Regions from separate parts of the Mus musculus genome. Here region 2 is linked to region 1. The links are chromatin loops, found by intact Hi-C in ENCODE. Cell type or tissue: left cerebral cortex. All regions are shown on one strand. Each heading gives the region's core, and the rest is flanking DNA. Links, peaks and the distances in the headings are about the cores only.

Region 1 (5,374 bases), core at 250-5,249:
TCTGCCTGCCTCTGTGTTCCAAGTGCTGGGATTAAAGGCATGCACCACCACCGCCCAGCTGATAAATGTATTTTTAAAAGATTTATTTATTATTATATGTAAGTACACTGCAGCTGTCTTTAGACACACCAGAAGAGGGTGTCATGTCTCATTCAGATGGTTGTGAGCCACCATGTGGTTGCTGGCATTTGAACTCAGGACCTTTGGAAGAGCAGTCAGTGCTCTTACACTCTGAGCCATCTCTCCAGCCCATAAATGTATTTTTAAAAAACAAATATATGTAACATCAAATATATGTAACATAAAAATTATTGTTATTTACTTGTAAGGTAAAAAGAGATATTACTCAGACACATACATGCATACATAATATAAAAATAAGTATCTTTTTAGAAAAATAAAAAATACATAAAGCTAAAGAACCTCTTGGAGCTTGTGGTATATTTCAGTCATAGAGTGTTGTCAAGTTTGCATTAAGACCCGGGTTTGGCCGGGCATGGTGGTACATGCCTTTAATCCCAGCACTCGGGAGGCAGAGGCAGGCGGATTTCTGAGTTCAAGGCCAGCCTGGTCTACAGAGTGAGTTCCAGGACAGCCAGAGATACACAGAAAAACCCTGTCTCGAAAAACCAAAAACCAAAACAACAACAACAACAACAAAAAACAACAACAACAAAAACAGACCTGGGTTTGATCCCCATAGAAATGAACCTCTGCTACTGGTGTGAGAGAAGCCAATTTTGGGTGGTTGGGGATATGGAGGGAAAAAAATCCTAAAACTCCTCTCTCTCTCTCCTCTCTCTCTTCTCTCTTCTCTCTTCTCTCTTCTCTCTTCTCTCTTCTCTCTTCTCTCTTCTCTCTCTCTCTCTCTCTCTTCTCTCTTCTCTCTCTCTCTCTTCTCTCTTCTCTCTTCTCTCTTCTCTCTTCTCTCTCTCTCTTCTCTCTTCTCTCTTCTCTCTTCTCTCTCTCTCTCTCTCTCTCTCTCTCTCTCTCTCTCTTTGGTTTTTCGAGACAGGGTTTCTCTGTGTAACCCTGGCTGTCCTGGAACTCACTCTGTAGACCAGGCTGGCCTCAAACTCAGAAATCCGCCTGCCTCTGCCTCCCAAGTGCTGGGATTAAAGGCGTGCACCACCACGCCCAGCTAAACTGGCCTTAAATAGCCAATCCTCCTGCCAGGTGATGGTGCACCATGTTAATCTCAGCACTCAGAAGCAAATCAGGCAGATCTCTGAGTTCGAGGCCAGCCTAGTCAGCAGAGTGAGTTCCAGGACAACCAGGGCTACTTAGAGAAACCCTGTCTCAGGGAGAAAAAAAAAATCCAATTCTCCTGTCTCAGCCTTTGAAGTGCTAGCATAGCTGAGAAAAGGTTCATTTTAAAGCAATACTCATTTATTCTAGTTTCCCCAGTAACTTTGGGAACAACGACCCTTTTTTAAAAATTGTGTATGAGCCTGGCAGTGGTGGCACGCACCTTTAATCCTAGCACTTGGGAGGCAGAGGCAGGTGGATTTCTGAGTTCGAGCCTGGTCTACAGAGTGAGTTCTGCGACAGCCAGGACTACACAGAGAAACCCTGTCTCAAAAAAACCAAACCAAAAAAAAATGTGTATTTATAGTTTGTGTATGAGTACTCATGTAGGTCAGAGGACAACTTCTAGGAGTCAGTTCTTTCCCTCCATTGAACATGTAGTGTTGAGAGGCCTCAAGTGCTTTTATCAACTGAGCCATCGCAGAAGCCTCATTATAGATTTTTAAAGACAGAATTTCTCTGTGTGGCCCTGGACAGCTGGCCTGGAACTCTCTCAGTAGACCTACCTAGTCTTGACCTCAGCAATTTGCCTGCTTCTGTCTCCAAGGCTCATTAAAAAGAAAGAAAGAGCCCGGCGTGGTGGCACACGCCTTTAATCCCAGCACTCAGGAGGCAGAGGCAGGCAGATTTCTGAGTTCGAGGCCAGCCTGGTCTACAAAGTGAGTTCCAGGACAGCCAGGGCTACACAGAGAAACCCTGTCTCGAAAAAAAAAAAAAGGAAAAGGAAGAAAGAAAGAGATCAAAACAATAAGATAAACAAGTTTATTTTGTACACCTCAAAAAAGAGAAGCAAGCTGGCCAGTGGTGGTCCATGCCTTTAATCCCAGCACTTGAGAGGCAGAGGCAGGTGGATTTCTGAATTCGAGGCCACCCTGGTCTACTGAGTGAGTTCCAGGACAGCCAGGGATATTCAGAGAAAAACTGTCTCGGAAAAAAAGGAAAAAGAAAAAGAAAGGGGGGGGGGGAGAGAGAAGCAGATACGGCAATAACAGAACTACCTGGATACAAGTCACCTTTTAAAAAATGACATGCATATGTTTGGCTGTATGTTTGTATGTGCACCATATGCATCCAGTATGGGCAGAGGCAAGAAGAGGGTATCAAAGCTCCTGAACTGTAGTTACAGGCGGCTGCAAGCTGCTAAGTAGATAATGTGAAGTTGAACCAGAGTCCTGAAAAGGTAGTAAACACTCACTGAGCCATCACTTCAATCACCACATGACCTTTAATTTAGTATCAGTTTAATGTCCTCTGACATCATCTTCCCATCACCCACTTTTATCTGAGGAGGTAACCACACAAGAATGTACTTATTGCCCCACATGCCAATACCAGTGACTTAGGCAGTCAGGTCTCACGTGGTAGGGCCAGCTCGTCGCTTCCAGAAACGTCACATCCGTTGGGAACCTGACACAAGCCCGCCAGGGGCGAGTGCTTTTGTGAGAGGGCGGAGTCCTAGCACGCGGATGGAACCTTGGTGGGGCGGAGCCTGTGGGGGCGGGACGAGGCCCGGGCAGGACGGGCCTCACTTGCCGGCGTTTGCCGGCCCGGGCCACTACTTGTGAGGAGCTCTGTGGCCGCGGAAGCAAGTGAGAGATTTCGACCAGGTAGGTGAGGATGGGAGGTGACTTGTGGCTCCGTCCGCAGTCCGTGGTCACCAGCTCTGGCCAGACCCAGCGAAAGGTCTTGCGGGTGCGGTTGTGACGTGGAGGCTCTTCAGAACCCAAGACTGCCCGTGGGGGTTGTAAGCCCTTCCTAACTTCTCTAGCCACCTGACAGACCCTGAACTGTCAGGTGCGGAGGAGACCTGGTCATCATTGCCAGTTATTCTTCAGCCCCTATACTTTGCTGCTGTGAAAAAACAAAAACAAAAAACAAAAAAAAACTTCCGGATGGTATTGCTTCCTCACTCAGCCTTGGAGTGTGTTTACTCTAACTCTTTCAGCTCCACTATCAGCAGAAGTGTAGGATAGGGACCAAATCCCTCTTGCAGTGATCTACTATGGTCCACTAGTCCTGCTGGTAGGATGGGGTTATGGGTGGATGGTCCTTAGTCTTTCCCTTAACTGGCTCACACTACTCTGATGCCTACATCTTTTCTCTCTACTTGACTAGTTACCTTACTCTGGTTTTCCTGCCTCCCTCTTCATCAGCGAGATTCAAGGCTGGACCAGGGCCCCCAGGGTAAGTGACCCATACTCAAAATCAGCATAATGTAAAACCTGCTATATCCACTGCCATCAAGTTGCCCCAGTTCTAGCAGATGATAATACAAAGGTGTTGACTATCCAGTTGAGAAAGGGAAGGAGGCAGACCTCTCCTTTCGCCCCATGTTACTCTACCCTTAGAAATACTGAGGTTCACTGTAAGTTTAAAACTCTGGTAGGTCGTGCACACCTTTATCCCAGCACTTGGGGGGCAGGTGGATCTGAGTTCCAGCCTGGTCTTCATGGTGAATTCCAGGTTAGCTAAGACTACACAGTGAAGACCTGTCTCACCAGCAGCAGCAGCAACAACAACAGGACTGAATGTGGTAGCCTACACCTTTAATTACAGCACATAAGACATAGAGGCAGGAAGATCTCTGAGAATTTAAGGCCAGCCTAGTTTACATGTGAATTGCAGGCCAACAGGACTACACACACAAGACCCTGTCTCAAACAAAAAGACTCTGATAGGGTAATACATTGAGAAGACTCTAAGCAGAGACTCTCAGATGTAGCAACAGATATAAGAGCTCAAATTCTGAGACCAGGGAGCTCTGACAAGAGAAGTTTGCTTGCTCATGGCCAGGCGTGGTGGCGCACGCCTTTAATCCCAGCACTCAGGAGGCAGAGGCAGGCGGATTTCTGAGTTCGAGGCCAGCCTGGTCTACAAAGTGAGTTCCAGGACAGCCAGGGCTATACAGAGAAACCCTGTCTCAAAACAAAAACAAAAAGACAAGGTTGCTCAGTGGATACCTATTGTATCCTCACTGTATTCCTACTGAAGTCCCACTATAGCTTCCCTGAGAAGCAGGGGTGTGTGTCTCACAGGACTTCCATCTCATAACTATAGGGCAAATGAAACAAGACATGTAGCCACAGCTTGTCAGTAGCAGCCTTTGGTTCTGGAACTCACTTACTGCACATATCACTTTGTTAAAACTTTGTAGCTGGCAAATGGCACTTAGACACCCTTATTCTATTCTTTAAAGACCTGGATCTGGCCCAATCAGCACCCTTTGTTCTCATCTGGCCAGTCTTTTTGTCTCTCCCCCCCCCCCCCCAGGAAGCCATTTATTTGATTTGCTTTGTTTGGAAATGAACTATCAAGTCTCCCAGGCTGCCCTGGAACTGGCTATATAACTGAAGGATAATCTTAGTCACCTGATTCTCTTGGCTCCACCTCCCAAATACTGGGATGACAGGAGTGAGCCACCATATTTACCCCCTCCAGGTAGCAATTTAGTTCATTCCCATGGTGGTATCTTTGCATCTTGAAATGAGAGTGGGATGGCCTAGTGGTGACAGGATTAGAGATCACTCTCCTAAAACCCTCAGTATTAGAACTTCTCTATGAGGTTACCATAGTAAGAAAGTCCATGTAATTTGGCAGCCTGAGTGGGGATTCCCCTCTTGAGGGCTGAGAAGCTTGAGGCAGCTGTGCTGAAAGAGGAGATGGCTGAATGACATTCAAGGGCCAGCATTATTTCAAAACTAGAGGTAAAGGTCTGAGAGCCCCATGCTCCTAAGCTTGCAATTTCTCCTCTTCATTAACCACTTTCTTTACCCCTTTTCTTTTCAGGAAAAAATCCTGCTATCAAGGAAGAAAATATAGGACCAGGACCTTCCCATGGACCCTTCTCAGGACATTCCAACAGCACAAGCAAGGGTGTCTCCCTAAGACACAAGAGGCCTGAAAAAACTATCCTTTGTGAAGTGCCATGGTGGTCAAGAAAAGCAGAGGTAGCTCCCAGCAGTTGCCTGGCCTGGGAGGACAGGGTGGTTGTACAGGTTTTGTAGGCATGCTTGGAACTGCCCTGCTGTTCATCAGCCTACCATGGGGAGCTCAAGTGATGGCCAGT
Region 2 (5,374 bases), core at 71-5,070, 51 kb after region 1:
GAGATATTTTCTAAGCTTTGTTTTATTCTCTCTCTTTTTTTTCTTTTGAGGGGGACATTGTAAGGGCAGAGGGTGGATACAAGAGGACAGGGAGATGAGTGGGAGTGGAGTACATGATGTAAGACTCACAAAGAATCAGTAAGTTTTTCAAAGCATCACACTTGAGAGACACTGTCTCTGTGTCTTCCATGTGAGCTTAGCTAATAGGTACAAAGCCTGGCACTCTGCAGTCAAAGCTCAGGGGATCTGGTGCTCTCATACTGCTGTTGGGGTTGCAAAACAGAACAAACCTTGGGAGGAAACTGTTGATATCTCCAATATTCTCTATATGGCATAACAAATAACAAGGCTATGCATGTGTGATATGAAAAGACAGGTATCAAATGACACACGGGACCAGGGAGAGGAGTGTGTAGGCAATCTACACTTTGTATACAAAAGTATGAGGCAGGATGCATATTTATACGCTGTTATCTTTGCATAGAGAGACAGAATGGAGAATCAATGGGTAGATCACATCCAATGTGATCATGTGGTAACAAGACTGGGCCAGAACCCTGCTGCTGGGAATGAATGAGGTATCTTGCTATCTGCCATCCATGCTGGCTTCCAGCTGACCATTCAAGGTAAATATGAGGGGGATAAGAGCATTGTATTAGTTACTCTTCTCACTACTATGGCATAATACCTAAAGGAAAAAAAACTTAAAGAAAGAAGAGTTTATTTTGGCTCACAGTTTGCAAAAAGACCTGGTGATAAGGTATCTAATCATACTGAAGCAGAGAGTGATGGCAACTCACTTTCTCCTTTCCTTTCCTTCCTTCCTTCCTTCCTTCCTTCCTTCCTTCCTTCCTTCCTTTCTTCCTTCCTTTCTTCATTTCCTTTCTTTTTCTTTCTTTCTTTTCTTTCTTTCTTTCGTTTCTTCCTTTTTTTCTTTTTAAAATTTTTTATTCAATTTGGAACCTTAGCCCAAGGAATGGTGCTGCCCATATTCATGGCAGGTGTTTCCTCCTCAGTTAAACCTCTCTGAAAACACACTTAAAGACACACCTAGAAATGTCTCCTACATGATTGTGGATTTCGTTGTTTTGAGACATGCTCTCTTGTAGCTCAGGTTAGCCTCAAGCTTACCATGTAATTAAGGGTGACCTTAAAGTTCTGATTCTCCTGCCTCTAGCTCCCTAGTTCTGGGATTCTGTGTACACCACTAAGTCTACTTGATGGCTTCTTGTCATTTAAATATCATCCCACTTTCCAGACCTTTCTTCCTCTCTCCCCTAACCCCTGACTCCTTTCGTGTATAGTAGTGCTTTGCAGCCCATGCTAGCCTCAAACTCGTAATTCTCCTGTCCACACCTTCCTACCTCATATCATGCTACATGTTAGTGATGCCCTTTGGCCAGAAAAGATCCATCATTTTGCTTCATTTTTCATTTCTTTGTTGCACACAAGTGATAGGAAATAAGGGATGAGAGTGTTACTTAGTGGCAGAGTACTCTCAGTGTACCTCCAGCACTGCAAAAGAAATATAAAATGAAAGAAACAGGAATGAAACCTAAGCAAGCAGACCAATAGCCTCCCTTCTCACTGTACTACCTCTGTACACACTCTACACCTACACCTGTTCCTTGGTGAACTCATGAATTTCTAGAACATAGCTCCTCTACTTCTTTCTGCAGCTCTATGTTCTCTTCTGATCTCTACCTCTGAGACTGTGTCACACCTAATTAACCCTCCTCAGGCCAGTACTAGTCTCCAAGAATTAGCTTCATACAGAGACAGTTAAACCCCAGTGGCCACACAGCACAGGAATCTGAGGAACTAGCCCCTCTAGTTGTACTCTTCCAGCTTGGCCTCTCTGATGGTTAGTGTTGTCAACTTGTCTAGATTCTAGACTCACAAGATCGAGTGAGATAGGAGAACCCTCTTTGTGGGTTCTTCTATCATGCCATGGGCTAGAGTCCTGGAATGCATAAATGAATGAATGAACTAAGCTGAGTACCAGCTTTCACCTTTCCCTGCTTCCTGGCTGTGGATGCAATGTGACCACCTCAAGCTCCTGCCACCATGCTTTCTTTGCCATGATGGACTGCACCATCAAACTGTGAGCCAAAATAAACCCTTCCTTCTTTCCTTTAAAAAAATGTGCATTGGTTTTTTTGCCTGCATATATATATGTCTATGTAAGGCTGTCTGATCCTCTGGAACTATAGCTACAGACAGTTGTGAGCTGCCATGTGAGTAATGGGAATAAAACCCCAATCCTTTGGAAGAGCAGCTAATACTAACTGTTGAGCTATCTCTACCATCTCTCCAGCCCCCCTTCCGTAAGTAGCTTCTGTCAGGTGTTTTACTGCAACAAGAAATGTAACTAATACAGCCCAACATTTCAGACAAAGGGATCTTGTGTTCCACCATGGAACACCATTCTATGTCTTCATTGGCCACAAGAATGTGACCTCTCTAGCCAGGCATGTTGATGTGTCTCATTTAATCTCAGCACTCAGGAGGCAGAGACAGGTGGCTCTTTGTGAGTGAGGCCAGCCTGGTCTACAGAGTAAGTCCCATGATAGCCACAGTTACATAAAGATTCGGTCTTGGGGCTGGAGAGATGGTTTAGTGGTTAGGAACACTGACTGCTCTGTTCTTCCAGGTGTCCTGAGTTCAATTCCCAGCAACCACATGGCGGCTCACAACCATCTGTAATGGGATCTGATGCCCTCTTCTGGTGTGTCTGTAGACAGAGACAGTGTACTCCTATACATAAATAATTAAGTCTTAAAAAAAAAACTGTCTCCAAAACCAAAACAAACAAAAAAGTAGCCTTTTAAAAAAGATTTATTGTATACAGTGTTCTGCCTGCATATATGCCTGTACCCCAGAAGAGAGTGCCAGATCCCATTACAGATGGCTCTGAGCCACCATGTGGTTGCTGGGAATTGAACTCAGGACCTCTGGAAGAGCAATCAGCACTCTCAACCTCTGAGCCATCTCTCCAGCCTGAAAGTAGCCTTTTTTCCTTACAAACTCTTATCCTTTTAATCTTGACCTTAAGGAATTCCCAGGCACTTGAAGTTGTTTCCAGGAAATAGTCTCCTCCATGAAAACTCAGGATCGAACTTTTAAGGATTTCCTTTTCTAGAAGATGCAGGACTAGAGGTAGCTCCTATCTAGGTGTGACCTACCTAGGCTCAGAGTCCTTTGGGCCTCAGATCTATATGAATGTAGAGTTCAGGGAACTCAGGGGCTAAAGAAGGGACTTGAAGCACTAATACATGGATGAGATAGCAGAGAAGGGAGTCTCCCTCCAGAGTGCCTTCTTTTCTGATGGTTTCTTAAAAGACAGATTGGAGTTGGCACCACAGAGGACTAGAAGATTCCCATCCAGGGCTCCCACCAGCATATATATTAGGTCTAGCTACCTTCTTCAATGTTCCCCCTAAGGTACCCTGACCTACTCTACTCTACCTTCTGCTCTCCTCCAAGTGATATTAGACATCTCTACCACAGGTACAGGGTCAAGGACATAAGAGCTCATAGCTAGTAGCCAGGCCTCCTCCAATCAGAGCAAAGCTCACTACATAGTACCATCAGATATTCATACTTGCAGGGAAACAAGGTGCTCTTCATGGCACAAACAAGCACCTGGCCTCAACAAGGAAGGGAATGTCAGTTGACATTCCATACTTTCCAAGCAGGTCAGCCTGTCTCCACTTACCCAAGAGGAACTGAGAACTGGCCATTGAGATGTCAGGGCCACTGGTACTAGAAGCTGAGGTGCACTGCCCACCCCTAGCTGGATTCTGCCCCTGAAGCTGTAGCAGTGCCCATGCAGCTGAGCAGGGTAGACAGATATGGCAAGTAAACAGTGACTTCAAGGCCCCATAGCAGCTGTGAGTGCTGGGACTGGGGAGAAGCTGGGAGAGGTTGCTTGGCCAAGACCCCATGGGAAATGCATTTAGGAAACACAAGATGACACAAGGACATGGAAAGAGGCTTAAATAAGTATTCCCTTTCCATTCCAGAGCCCTGGGCAAGCCTGAGGATTTGTCCTCATTTTAAAGAACAGAATAGCCAGGCAGTGGTGGTACACGCCTTTAATCCCAGCACTTGGAAAGCAAAGGCAGGTATATCTGAGTTTGAGGCCAGCCTGGTTTACAGAGTAAGTTCTAGGACAGCTATGGCTATGCCAAAAGAACCTGTCTCAAAAAATAAAATAAAATGAATGGGTGAAATGAAGAATCCTTTCGTGTGGTCTGTGGAAGAGGTTGACATAGGATCTTATTCCACAGTTCAGGCTGGCATGGAACTTGCTGTGCATCCCAGGTTAATCTCAAACTCATGATCTTCCTGCTTCTGCCTCCCAAGTGTTAGGATTATAGGTGTGCACCATACATCTGGTAAAAATGACCAAAATATTCTATAAATTTTATTCCAAGTGTTTTACAGCTGAGGAGATAGCTCAGTTGATAAAGATGTTTGCCTTACAAACATGAGATTATGACTTTAATCCCCAGAACCCATATTTTTAAATAACTATTTATTATTAATTAATTAATTAGTGAGTAAGAACACTGTAGTTGTCTTCAGACACACCAGAAGAGGGCATTGGATACCATTACAGATGGTTGTGAGCCACCATGTGGTTGCTGAAAATTGAACTCAGGACCTCAGGAAGAATAGTCAGTGCTCTTAACCACTAAGCCATCTCCCTAGCCACAGAATTCATATTTTTAAAGCCCAACATTGACAGTATACATGTGTAATTTCAACACTGGAGAGGTAGAGACAAGTGGCTCTATGGGGCTCACCAACCTGCCAGCCTAGTGTACTTGACAAGTTCCAGGCCAGTGAAAGATCCTGTATCAAATAACAAAAAAGTTGGACAACAGAATAACAACCAGGGTTGTCTTCTTGTTTTTACATGCCTCCCTCCAACACAAATATGCTATAAAATAAAGCGCAGGTTCTTATAATGCAGGCACTCCAGCTCCAACATGTGGACTTTTTTATTGTAAAAGGGAAAATCAGTAATGATAACATCAGGTCAAGGAATAGCAACTACCATCCTCACAGAGGGCTCTGGCATGGTCACCTGAGCCCTGGAGACATGGAGGCACGCTGGGGAGAGCCAAGGTCATGTCCACTTTTGGATGCTCACCGGATCTGGTGTGAGGAAAAGGGGACACATAGGACAAGGAATGAAAGCCAAGAAATAAAATAAGCAGGATAGGCTAGCATACCACCCTATTCTCTACTCCCTGTCCCTTCATTCCTCTCCTTCTCCCTCCCTCCCTCCCTCCCTCCCTCCCCCTCCCCCTCTCCGTGTGTGTGTGTGTGTGTGTGTGTGTGTGTGTGTGTGTGTGTGACAGGA

Evidence for each region. Peaks named below come from ENCODE experiments on the same cell type or tissue, not always from the same donor. Only the 100,000 strongest peaks of a DNase experiment are listed, where the experiment ranks them.
Region 2: a loop joins it to region 1, with 7 times the contacts of the local background. A loop is called at or near these places in 7 of 42 quality-filtered maps.

What each region holds. Positions count from the first base shown.
Region 1 is chrX:74,370,732-74,376,105 of GRCm38, reverse strand. It overlaps Gm44504 (predicted readthrough transcript (NMD candidate), 44504), which reads left to right and starts at 2,757. Exons shown (of 6, transcript NR_103489.1): 1 at 2,757-2,915; 2 at 3,424-3,492; 3 at 5,095-5,255. It overlaps Slc10a3 (solute carrier family 10 (sodium/bile acid cotransporter family), member 3), which reads left to right and starts at 2,757. Exons shown (of 3, transcript NM_145406.2): 1 at 2,757-2,915; 2 at 3,424-3,492; 3 at 5,095-5,374. The coding sequence starts at 5,234. In left cerebral cortex, for the core only: a CTCF peak has its summit at 2,690; a DNase peak (open chromatin) is centred at 2,725; H3K4me3 peaks cover 905 bases; H3K27ac peaks cover 402 bases.
Region 2 is chrX:74,319,752-74,325,125 of GRCm38, reverse strand. It overlaps Fam50a (family with sequence similarity 50, member A), which reads right to left. Exons shown (of 13, transcript NM_138607.3): 13 at 4,977-5,166. The coding sequence ends at 5,158. It overlaps Gm39520 (a long non-coding RNA gene), which reads left to right. Exons shown (of 4, transcript XR_878127.3): 3 at 485-626. Among named protein-coding and RNA genes, the nearest start is that of Mir7092, 5.1 kb to the right of the region's middle. In left cerebral cortex, for the core only: no CTCF peak of the experiment used is centred there; no DNase peak of the experiment used is centred there.